Regions from separate parts of the Homo sapiens genome. Here region 2 is linked to region 1. A link is an interaction called in ENCODE POLR2A ChIA-PET data of the cell type or tissue named here. Cell type or tissue: HepG2. All regions are shown on one strand.

Region 1 (5,000 bases):
CATGTGCACTAGTGAAACGAGAACTCCACAGGGCCCTACAAACACCTAGCAGTGAAATTAGGATAAAATTCCATGTCTCCTGCACCTAAAACCTCCTGCAGCTAAAAACCCTGTCATCAGATCCTACTTCCTGCAATGGGTAAAAAAAAAAAAAGCTTAAACGTCTCATAGCAGAGAATAAATCAACACTCCTCCAACCAAACACACTGCAAGAAAAGCATCTGCTATTCCCAGACTGGTAGGACTGACTTGACTACCTTGAAGGAACAAAACCCAGGAAACTCCAGTCTTGACAGGTCAGGTACATGGAACAGTCGTTTGCTATTCATTCCAGGTAGTCGGCTCAACAAAGCACCACCTCTGGCCTATCTCTTTTAATGAGCCCAACCTAGATATCTCCCCTCCACTGTGATGGTCTGGCAAATGCAGGGAGCATTGGCAGAGCAAGGGGAAGTCCAGCTTGGCAGGAAGCTACCTGGCCATCTGCTTGTATGCCTCTTCTGCCACGGCAAATATGTGTGGGTCCATATCGCCCATGTTCTGCCCGCTGTAGGCGTGGATGATGGCATCTCCGTATATTGGCAACTGCTTGTAAGGATTCATGGCCACCAAAATGATTCCTGGGGAAAGATGTTAGATGCAGTTAAAATACTCTTACTGCCACCTGCATCTCCAGTTTTTTTTTTTTTAAGAAACCCCAGCTCTGTCGCTTATTAAACCTTCTGTGTGACTTTGGGCAAGTCACTTCACGCACTGAATTAATTCCCTGCCAGTCACCTACACCCTCGGGCTGTTCTGACGGTTGGTTGACAGGACAGGTGGAAATGCTCGCAAATGGAGAGGTTTTTGCAATTTGCAGTGTAAGTAATATCATTGCCCAAAATAAGTAATAAATGTATGAAATCTGATGAGAAACTCAAACACGAGCTTTGTTACATCTCTTTTTCTAGGTAGTCCAGTCTTAGTTCTTGTTGAAGATTCTCCCCACCCAGACACTTCTTTTTACAACAAACTCTGGGTGCTCAGTATAAACATAAAACAACCAGGAGGCTCTAGACAGCAAGCTTACATTCCAGTGCCATTCCTTACTTCCTAGAATTGCTCTCCTTACCACTGTAGGTGTAAATGAGTTTGGATTCTGCAAAGCGGATTCTGAGGTTGTGGAGCACCGCGGGCTCGTGAAGATAGCTGAGAGCCGTGAGGTCATTCTCGCCCACGAGGATGTCAGGATTCCGAAGTGGAGGCAGAGATTCTGGATTGACAGAATAATCCAGCTCCTATGGACAAAGATAAAAATTAAAGCTCTGGAAATAAAAGATTTTTGGTGTTTCTGTTGAAGCACTGTCCTTTGTCCTATCCACCCCTCCATCAGAGTCATCACTGACATTAAAAAGCAAATGTACTTATAGCAACAAGAAAATCTTCACAGCTGACTCCTGGAATAATGAAAAGTAGGAGCAGGGGACTAGGGCACTGGCTATGTGCACTGGGGCAAGTCACTCACCCTCTCTGGGCCTCACTTCTCTCATCTGCGAAGAGGAGCTAGAGCAGGGGTCCTTAGATCTACAGAGGCCTCAATAAGGAGTGTTGGGGAAGCTACAAGGGCAGAGATCCAGGTGCCCCATTCCTGAATCTCCCACCAGGGCTCTACCTATATGTGGTTTAAATGTTGAGGCCATGCAAGTTTTCATTTGAAAACAAGATGCTGCAGCTAAAATGACACAGTGACCTACGGTCTCTTTAACTCTAAGGTTGTTGAGTCTCTGCTCAAAGTTGACACACTTGGTGGTGACAGATACCTAAAGGAGTCCATGCAGGTGGTGGTCTCTCCGTGAAAGGCCCCTGGTGCAGGTGTCTCCTGTCTGCAGTTGCCCACATGCCCGAGGGCTCACAGCTCCCCCAGCAGGGCTGTCTATTCCTATCAGTCTCAGCCCTGGGCCAAGGAATTTTCCCAGGCTTGCTCCTCTTCTGCTAGATTTAACCTAGTATTCCTAAAGCAGCTGCCTTAGCAGAACGAAGGTGAGGCGAGCATGCCCCGTGGCATCTGTGCCACAGATGACTGGGCCTTTCCAATGTCAGAGTATTCTAATTCCTACACTCCCATTTCACCGCTGGGGGAAGTGAAGCCCAACTAAAGCGACTTGAGCAGGTTACCCAGCATGCTTGTTTCTCTTCCACCTTCCTAGGCCGCCTTCCAGGTATTCAGTCAGTATCTCTGGATTCCTTCTGATCTCTGGTCCTGGACCAGCTCCACAAGGTGGCCCAGCTGCCTTTCATCAAGTGCCACTGTGCAGACCCCATGCCAAGCACTCAGCATGGATTGTTTCATTTAATCCTCAAAACTGCCTTCCAGGGAGGACATGACTACCCCAACCAAGAAAGTCAACGAGACAGGTTCAGAAAGTTGGAGTTTGTTGTCCAAGGTCACACAGTTAATCTGAGCCTCACTCTGAAGCCTGTGCTCTCTCACTAGCACAGTGCTTCCTTGTCCATGGCGGGGGTTTTGCTGGCTGGTTGGTCTGTTCTGCATAAAGCGAGCAGCTCAGGGCAATCCACAACTGGACACGGATGCTCAGGCCAGCTCCTGCTCCCCTGTTACCAATGCAATTGTATTGTGACCTAACCCCGACCAGAATATTCTCAACCTAAACATTTTTGAAAATAAAATCAGGAAAAATGCTTCTCATACATACTGACTTTCCTTGTCTCTGTTTTTCTGTTGTAAATCCACAACCCCCACTTCTGGTTTGGCCTCTGTGTGTGTTATGTGTGAAAGCAACAGGGAGACAGAAAGGACAGACAGTCTTTGGGGGAGGGGAGAAAATGTAATGAACATTATGTTGACAGGTGGAGGCAGAGGTGACATTTTCCTACAGCACACAGGCCTTGTCTCTTACAGTACTGACAAAGGGTTGAGCTAAAGAGAGGTCTGGCTGCCCGCCATCCTACTCACCTCTGCAGCCGGGTCAAGGCCGGGAATGTAGCCACCTGAAGCCCTGCAGATATTACCAAAGCAGCAAACTGCCACTGCAGCTGCTGCCTTGAGATTTTCCTTCCCAAACAAAGCCATCTGATCCCTAATCAGAACCTTGTGCACAGGAGACACTCAATAAAAACTGCGAGGAGCTCCTGTTGGAAAGGGAAGCCCCGGGGAGCAGGAGCCTCTTCCCAGAGCTCCTGCCTTCAAACATGCACACAGGATTGTCTCATCGCACTTCAGCAACCCTGGGACGGTGCACAGTCATTACCTCCTTTGTACATATGGGGAAACTGGGGGCCTGGGCCAAAGACTTAACAAGGGGCCATGCCAGGATCTGACGCCAGACCATCTGATTCTAGAGGGTGTGTCTTTAACCGCTGTGTTCATCTGCCTTCCCAGGATCTCAGGAAATGTCTCCCAAATCCAGGACAGTCTGATTAGAAGTAGTGTGTCCTGTGTCTGCAGAACCCATTTACATGCTTTGTCAATTAATCCTCACATGATGTTCCCCAGACCCACCTCTGGGATCTAGATGGAGCACAAATCCCCTGCCCAGTTCTCTACCCAGATACTTGATTCTAAACCCGTCCAGTCACCCTAGGCTACTAATCCAGTGGGATGTCACTACAGCAATGGTGGGCAAGGACAACTCATGAGGGACACTTAGAGCAAATGCAAAGTCTTCAGAAGCTGCGTCATCAGAAGGCACATGCAGCCTTGCAGGGAAGCTCCTCAATAGCTCATCCTACCACAGGAGCAACTGCTAAAGTTCATCCTCACCTCCCCCTCACCACACCAGCACCAACAGAGGCACCTCATAATGTCACACAAAGCTGGGTGTCCATGTCTTCTTGTCCCTGCCACACTCCCTCCCTTACACATTTCTATATATCTGTGGACCGACTCCCTCCAGTCTCCTCCCACTCCTCCCTCTCCCTGCCTGTTTTCTATCTCCCTCTTCTCATTTTCCTCCCCTTCACATCTTGATGTTTTTCTCTACCAGCGTATGCCTTGGGCTCAAACGACTTCTCACCAAGTTTTTCATCTCTGCCCAATCTCTGGGCTGAGACTCAGGAAGCCAAAATGGCGAATCACTTTTCAGCATTCTCCCAGTAATGCTGGGTGCCTGGAAATGCAGTGCCGTGGCACAGACCTGGCTCCTGCAGCTGGGCCCTCATTACAGAGAGAGGCCCGGTGGATGCAGGGCAGCACAGGGGCGGGAGGGAAGGAGTACAGACACATCAGTGAGTCCCGGCACCAGGAGGCCATTTGGGAATGGTGCTGGTGCCCACTCGTGCGCCCTCCCCTGGGTGCCTCCCACGGGGTCCACGTGCTCCCATCCTTACACACACCCCAGCTACCGCTTTACACATCGACGTAGCTGTGAACAGCAAGGACCCTCACCGTTCCATCCTCCAGCAGGAGTCGCAGGACCTTGTCACCAACTCTGTAGTCCTTGGCTATTTCAGCAGACTTCCAAACTTCTTCAGGATCGGGAATCCAGACCCTGTTGTACTGACCAACAGGATGAGAAAAGCTGAATTTCAGGACTTCCAAAATTATGGATCAATGCATGGTTAGACACAGGAAGGTTTCTTTCTGTGCACTAGGTCAGCTCCTTCATGAGGAATACGTCTACCTAATTTTGCTTATGAGGTGATCTTTCGTGCATCTGTGATGCACCAGGCCTGGCTGCCTCAGTTTACAGGCAACAGAACTCCCAAAGCCTCCTAGATAAACCTTGAACGCTGAAAGCCTGTACGTGGGAAAGAAATCCGCGAGTCCCTTAATGGAAACATCTCACGGCTGTCTACAGGGTTAGAGGAGAGGGATTTCTTTCACCACTGATTTGACTATGGAACTCTGGGCCAGACACTTAACTTCTAGTGCCTCATTTTACTCATCCATAGAATTGGCACAACAATACCTATTTTCACCAGTTCCCTGGGAGGTTAAATTAGACTTTGTACTTGAAAGAACTTTGTAAAATGCTACGAAAGTATTGTTACAGCAATGTCAT
Region 2 (5,000 bases), 290 kb after region 1:
GTGATCTGTATAGGAGAGCAAACCAGCCACAACACTCCTTTAAGCCAAAGCCTAATCCAGAACAAGGGCTTAGCTGTCTTCAATTCTGTGAAGTCTCAGAGAGGTGAGGAAGCTAAAGAAGAAAAGTTTGAAGCTAGCAGAGGTGAGTTCATGAAGTTTAAAGAAAGAAGCCATCTTCATAACATAAAAGTATAAGGCAAAGTAGAAAGTGCTGATGGAGAAGCTGCAGCAAGTTATCCAGAAGATCTAGCTAAGCTAATTGACTAAGGGGGCTACAATGAGCAACAGATTTTCAATGTGGACAAAACGACCTTCTGTTGGAAAATGTCATCCAGGAGTTTCATACTAGAGGAAGTCAATGCCCGGCTTCGAAGCTTCAAAAGACAGGCTGACTCTCTTCTTAGGGGCTATTGTGGCTGGTGTCTTTAAGCTGAAGCCAATGCTCATTTACTATTCTGAAAATCCTAGGGTTCTAAATCTGCTCTACCTGTACTCTGCAAATGGAACTACAAAGCCTGGATGACAGCACATCTGTTTACAACATGGTTTAGTTAATATTTTAAGCTCACTATTGAGACCTACTGCTCAGAAAAAAAAAATCCTTTCAAAATATTGTAGCTCATTGACAATGCACTTGGTCTCCTAAGAGCCCTGATGGAGGTGTACAAGGAGATTAATGTTGTTTTCATGCTTTCTAACGCAACATCCATCTTGTAGTCCATAGATCAAGGAATAATTTCAACTTTCAAGTCTTTTTTTTTTTTTGAGTTGGAGTCTTGCTCTGTTGCCCAGGCTAGAGTGCAGTGGGTGCAATCTCAGCTCACTGCAGCCTCTGCCTCTCGGGTTCCAGCGATTCTCCTGCCTCAGCCTGTTGGGTAGCTGGGATTTACAGGCACACACCACCACAGCTGGCTAATTTTTTTATTTTTAGTAGAGATGGGGTTTTGCCATGTTGGCCGGGCTGGTTTCGAACTCCTGACTTCAGGTGATCCGCCTATCTTGACCTCCCAGAGTGCTTCAAGTCTTAATGGGAAATACATTTTGTAAAGCTATAGCTGTCATATACAGTGATTTGTCTTATAGATGTGGGAAAACTAAATTGAAAACCTTCTGGAAAGGATTCACCATTCTAGATGCTATTAAGAACATTTGTGATTCAAGGGAGAAGGTCATTGTATTAACATTAACAGAAGTTTGGAAGAAGTTAATTCCAACCCTCATGGATGACTTTGAGGGATTCAAGACTTCAGTGGAGGAAATAACTGCAGATGTGACAAGAAGAGCAAGAGAACTACAAGTGGAGTCTGACAATGTGACTGAATTACTGCAATATCATGATAAAATTTGAATGGATGAAGAGTTGCTTCTTATGGATGAGCAAAGTAACTGGTTTCTTGAGATGGAATTTACTCCTGATGAAGATGCTGTGAATGTTGTTGAAATGACAACAGAAACTTCATTTGTATTCATTACCAACCTCTCTTCATCCTCCTCTCCCCTCTTCCTTCGCAGCTTCTGGTAATCACCATTCCTCTCTCTATCTCCATGAGATCCACTTTTTTTAGCTCCCATATGAGTGAGAACATGCTACATTTGACTTCCTCTGACTTTTATTTCACTGAACATAATGACCCCAAATTCCATCCAGTTGCTGCAAATGACAGAATTTCATTCTTTTTTATGGCTGAATAATATTCCATTATGTATGTATACTACATTTTCTATACCTATTCATCCATTGATGGACACCTAGGTTGACTCCATATCTTGGCTATTGTGAATAGTGCTTCAGTAAACATGGGAATGCAGATATCTCTTTGACACACTGATTTCCTTTCTTTCTTTTTTTTTGAGAGAGAGTCTCACTCTGCCAACCCAGGCTGGAATGCAGTGGCTCACTGCAACCTCTGCCTCCTGGGTTCAAGCGATTCTCGTGCCTCAGCCTCCCGAGTAGCTGGGATTACAGGATGCATCACCACACCTGGCTAATTTTTAGACAGGGTTTCACCATGTTGGCCAGGCTGGTCTCCAACTCCTGATGACCTCAAGTGATCCATCTACCTTGTCCTCCCAAAGTGCCAAGATTACAGGCATGAGTCACTGCACCTGGCCAAGGATCTGAATTCTTTTCTTTTTTTTAATTAACATTTTTTTTTTGAGACAGAGTCTCACTTGGTTGTCCAGGCTGGAGTGTAGTGGTGTGATCTTGGCTCACTACAACCTCTGCCTCCCAGGTTCAAACAGTCCTCCTCAGCCTCCCAAGTAGCTGGGATTACAAGTGTGTGCCACCACGCATAGATAATTTTTGTAGTTTTTTGTAGAGAGAGTCTCACTGTGGTGTCCAGGCTGGTTTTGAACTCTGAGCTCAAGTGATCTGCCCACCTCGGCCTCCCAAAGTGCTGGGATTACAGGCCTGAGCCACTGTACACAGCCATATGTCTTCTTTTGAGAAATGTCTAGTCAGGTCTTTTGTGCATTTTAAAATTGGATTATTTGGGTTTTTTTTTTTTGCTATTGTTTGGGTTGCTTATATATTCAATCTCTTGTTTGATGGAAGTTTGCAAATGTTCTTTGTAGCTTCTCTTCTCTTCACTTGTTTACTCTGCTATGCAGAAGATTTTTAGCTTGATGTAATCCCACTTGTCTATTTTTGCTTTTGTTGCCTGTGCTTTTTTTTTTTTTTTTTTCTTTTTGAGATGGAGCCTTGCTCTGTCACCCAGGCTGGAGTGCAATGGTGCGATCTCGGCTCACTGCTATCTCCGCCTCCCGAGTTCAAGCAATTCTCCTGCCTCAGCCTCCCGGGTAGCTGGGATTACAGGCAGGCACCACCACACCTGGCTCATTTTTGTGTTTTCAGTAGAGATGGGGTTTCACCATGTTGGTCAGATTGGTCTTGAACCCCTGACCTCAGGTAATCCACCCACCTTGGCCTCCCAAAGTGCTGGGATTATAGGCGTGAACCATCGCGCCCGGCCTGTTGCCTGTGCAACACCTGTTGAGGTGTTACCTAAAAAGTCTTTGCCCGGACCAATGTCCTGGAGCATTTACTCAGTGTATTTTTTTAGTAGTTTCAGGTCTTACATTTAAATCTCTAATCCATTTTGACTTGATTTTTGTATATGGTGAAAGATAAGGATCTAATTTCATTCTTCTGCATATGGATATCATTTTCCCAGAACTGTTTACCAGAGAAACTGTCCTTTCTGCAGTGTATGTTCTGGGCACCTTTGTCAAAAATGGGTTGGCTGTATATTTGTTTCTGGGTTCTTTATTCTGTTCCTTTGGTCTATGTGTCTGTTTTTGTGCCAGTACTATTCTGTTTTGGTTACTATAGTTTTGTAGTACAATTTGTGTAGTATAGAAATTTTAACAATATTAACTGTTCCAATCCATGAGCAAGGGATAGCTTTACATTTTTGTGTGTGTTCTCTTCAATTTCTTTCATCAGTGTTTTATAAATTTCCTCATAGAGGTCTTTCACTTCTTCACTTAAATTTATTCCTAGGTATTTTACTTTTTTTGTAGCTATTGTAAATGTAATTGCTTTCGTTTTCAGATTGATTGCTACAATAAAATATTTTAAAATATTACATAAACTTAGCTCATAAAGCAGTGGAAAGATTTGAGAGGACTGACTCCAGTTTTGAAACCAGTTCTATTGTGGGTATGTAAAATGCTATCAAACAGCATTGCATGCTACAGAGAAATCTTGCGTGAAAGGAAGAGTCAATTGATGAGAAACTTCATTGATGTTTTATTTTAAGAAATTCTCACAGCCACTCCAACCTTCAGCAACCACTATCCTGACCAGTCAGCAGCCATCAACATCCAGGCAAGATCCTCCACCAGCAAAAAGATTATGACTCCTTGAGGGTTCAGATGATTGTTAGTATTTTTTAGCAATAGATTATTAATTTTTTTTTTTTAGAGATAAGGTGTCACATTGTCACTCAGGCTGGAGTTCAGAGGTGCCATCATAGCCCACTGTAACCTTGAACTCCCGGGCTCAAGTGACAATAAACTATTTTTTACTTTTATTTATTTTAGAGACAGGGTCTCACTTGTTACTGAGGCTGGAGTGAGCTTGGCTCACTAACCTTGAAATCTTGGCCTCAAGTAATTTACCTGTCTCAGCTTCCCAAAGTGCTTGGATTACAGGTGTGAATCACCATGCCCAGCCCTATAATCTGTTTTTTATTTAGGGTGTCTACATCTTTTTAGACATAATGCTATTACACACTTCTAAGCTATAATATAGTATAAACGTAACTTTTTAAATTATTATTTTGAGGGGAGTTTCGCTCTTGTTGCCCAGGCTGGAGTGCAATGGCATGATCTCAGCTCACTGCAACCTCCACCTGCTGGGTTCAGTTGATTCTCCTGCCTCAGCCTCCCAAGTACCTGGGATTACAGGCATGTGCCACCATGCCTAATTTTTTGTATTTAGTAGAGACGGGGTTTCACCATGTTAGTCAGGCTGGTCTTGAACCCCTAACCTCAGGTGATCCACCTGCTTCAGCCTCCTAAAATGCTGGGATTACAGGGTGCTCGGCCAAATGTAACTTTTATATGCGCTGGAAATAAAAAAAAATGTGTATGACTTACTTCATTGTTGTGGTCTGGAACCAAACCTGCAACATCTCCAAGGTATGTGTGTATTCTAGATTAGTGCTGTCTTATAGCAACTTGTGTGATGGAACTATTCTATATATGTGCTCTCCAATACAGTAGCCACTAGCTACATATGACTATTGAGCATTTGAAATGTAACTAGGGCAACCAAGGAACGGAATTTTTAATTAATTCTATTAGCCATAGGGAATAGAATCATGGAATGACCCTTTAGACAGAGATTCTCACTAAGTTTGGGGCAAGGTCCAAGAAGTGATGTTTAACCAAAGTTCCCCTGGTGATTCTGATGCATACATGCACAAAATAGTTTTTTGATTTGGAACTTGATAGGTGTATAAAAGCTTTAAAAAGAACAGGGTTCTTTTTGA

The links. Peaks named below come from ENCODE experiments on the same cell type or tissue, not always from the same donor. Only the 100,000 strongest peaks of a DNase experiment are listed, where the experiment ranks them.
Region 2: POLR2A ChIA-PET joins it to region 1 with 5 read pairs; 3 of 35 experiments call an interaction of 5 or more read pairs at or near these places.

What each region holds. Positions count from the first base shown.
Region 1 is chr15:52,278,398-52,283,397 of GRCh38, forward strand. It overlaps MYO5C (myosin VC), which reads right to left. Exons shown (of 41, transcript NM_018728.4): 2 at 4,385-4,495; 3 at 1,112-1,277; 4 at 476-620. Among named protein-coding and RNA genes, the nearest start is that of MIR1266, 3.7 kb to the left of the region's middle. In HepG2, no CTCF peak of the experiment used is centred here; DNase peaks (open chromatin) are centred at 2,454 and 2,894.
Region 2 is chr15:52,572,811-52,577,810 of GRCh38, forward strand. No RefSeq gene overlaps it. Among named protein-coding and RNA genes, the nearest start is that of ARPP19, 6.3 kb to the left of the region's middle. In HepG2, no CTCF peak of the experiment used is centred here; no DNase peak of the experiment used is centred here.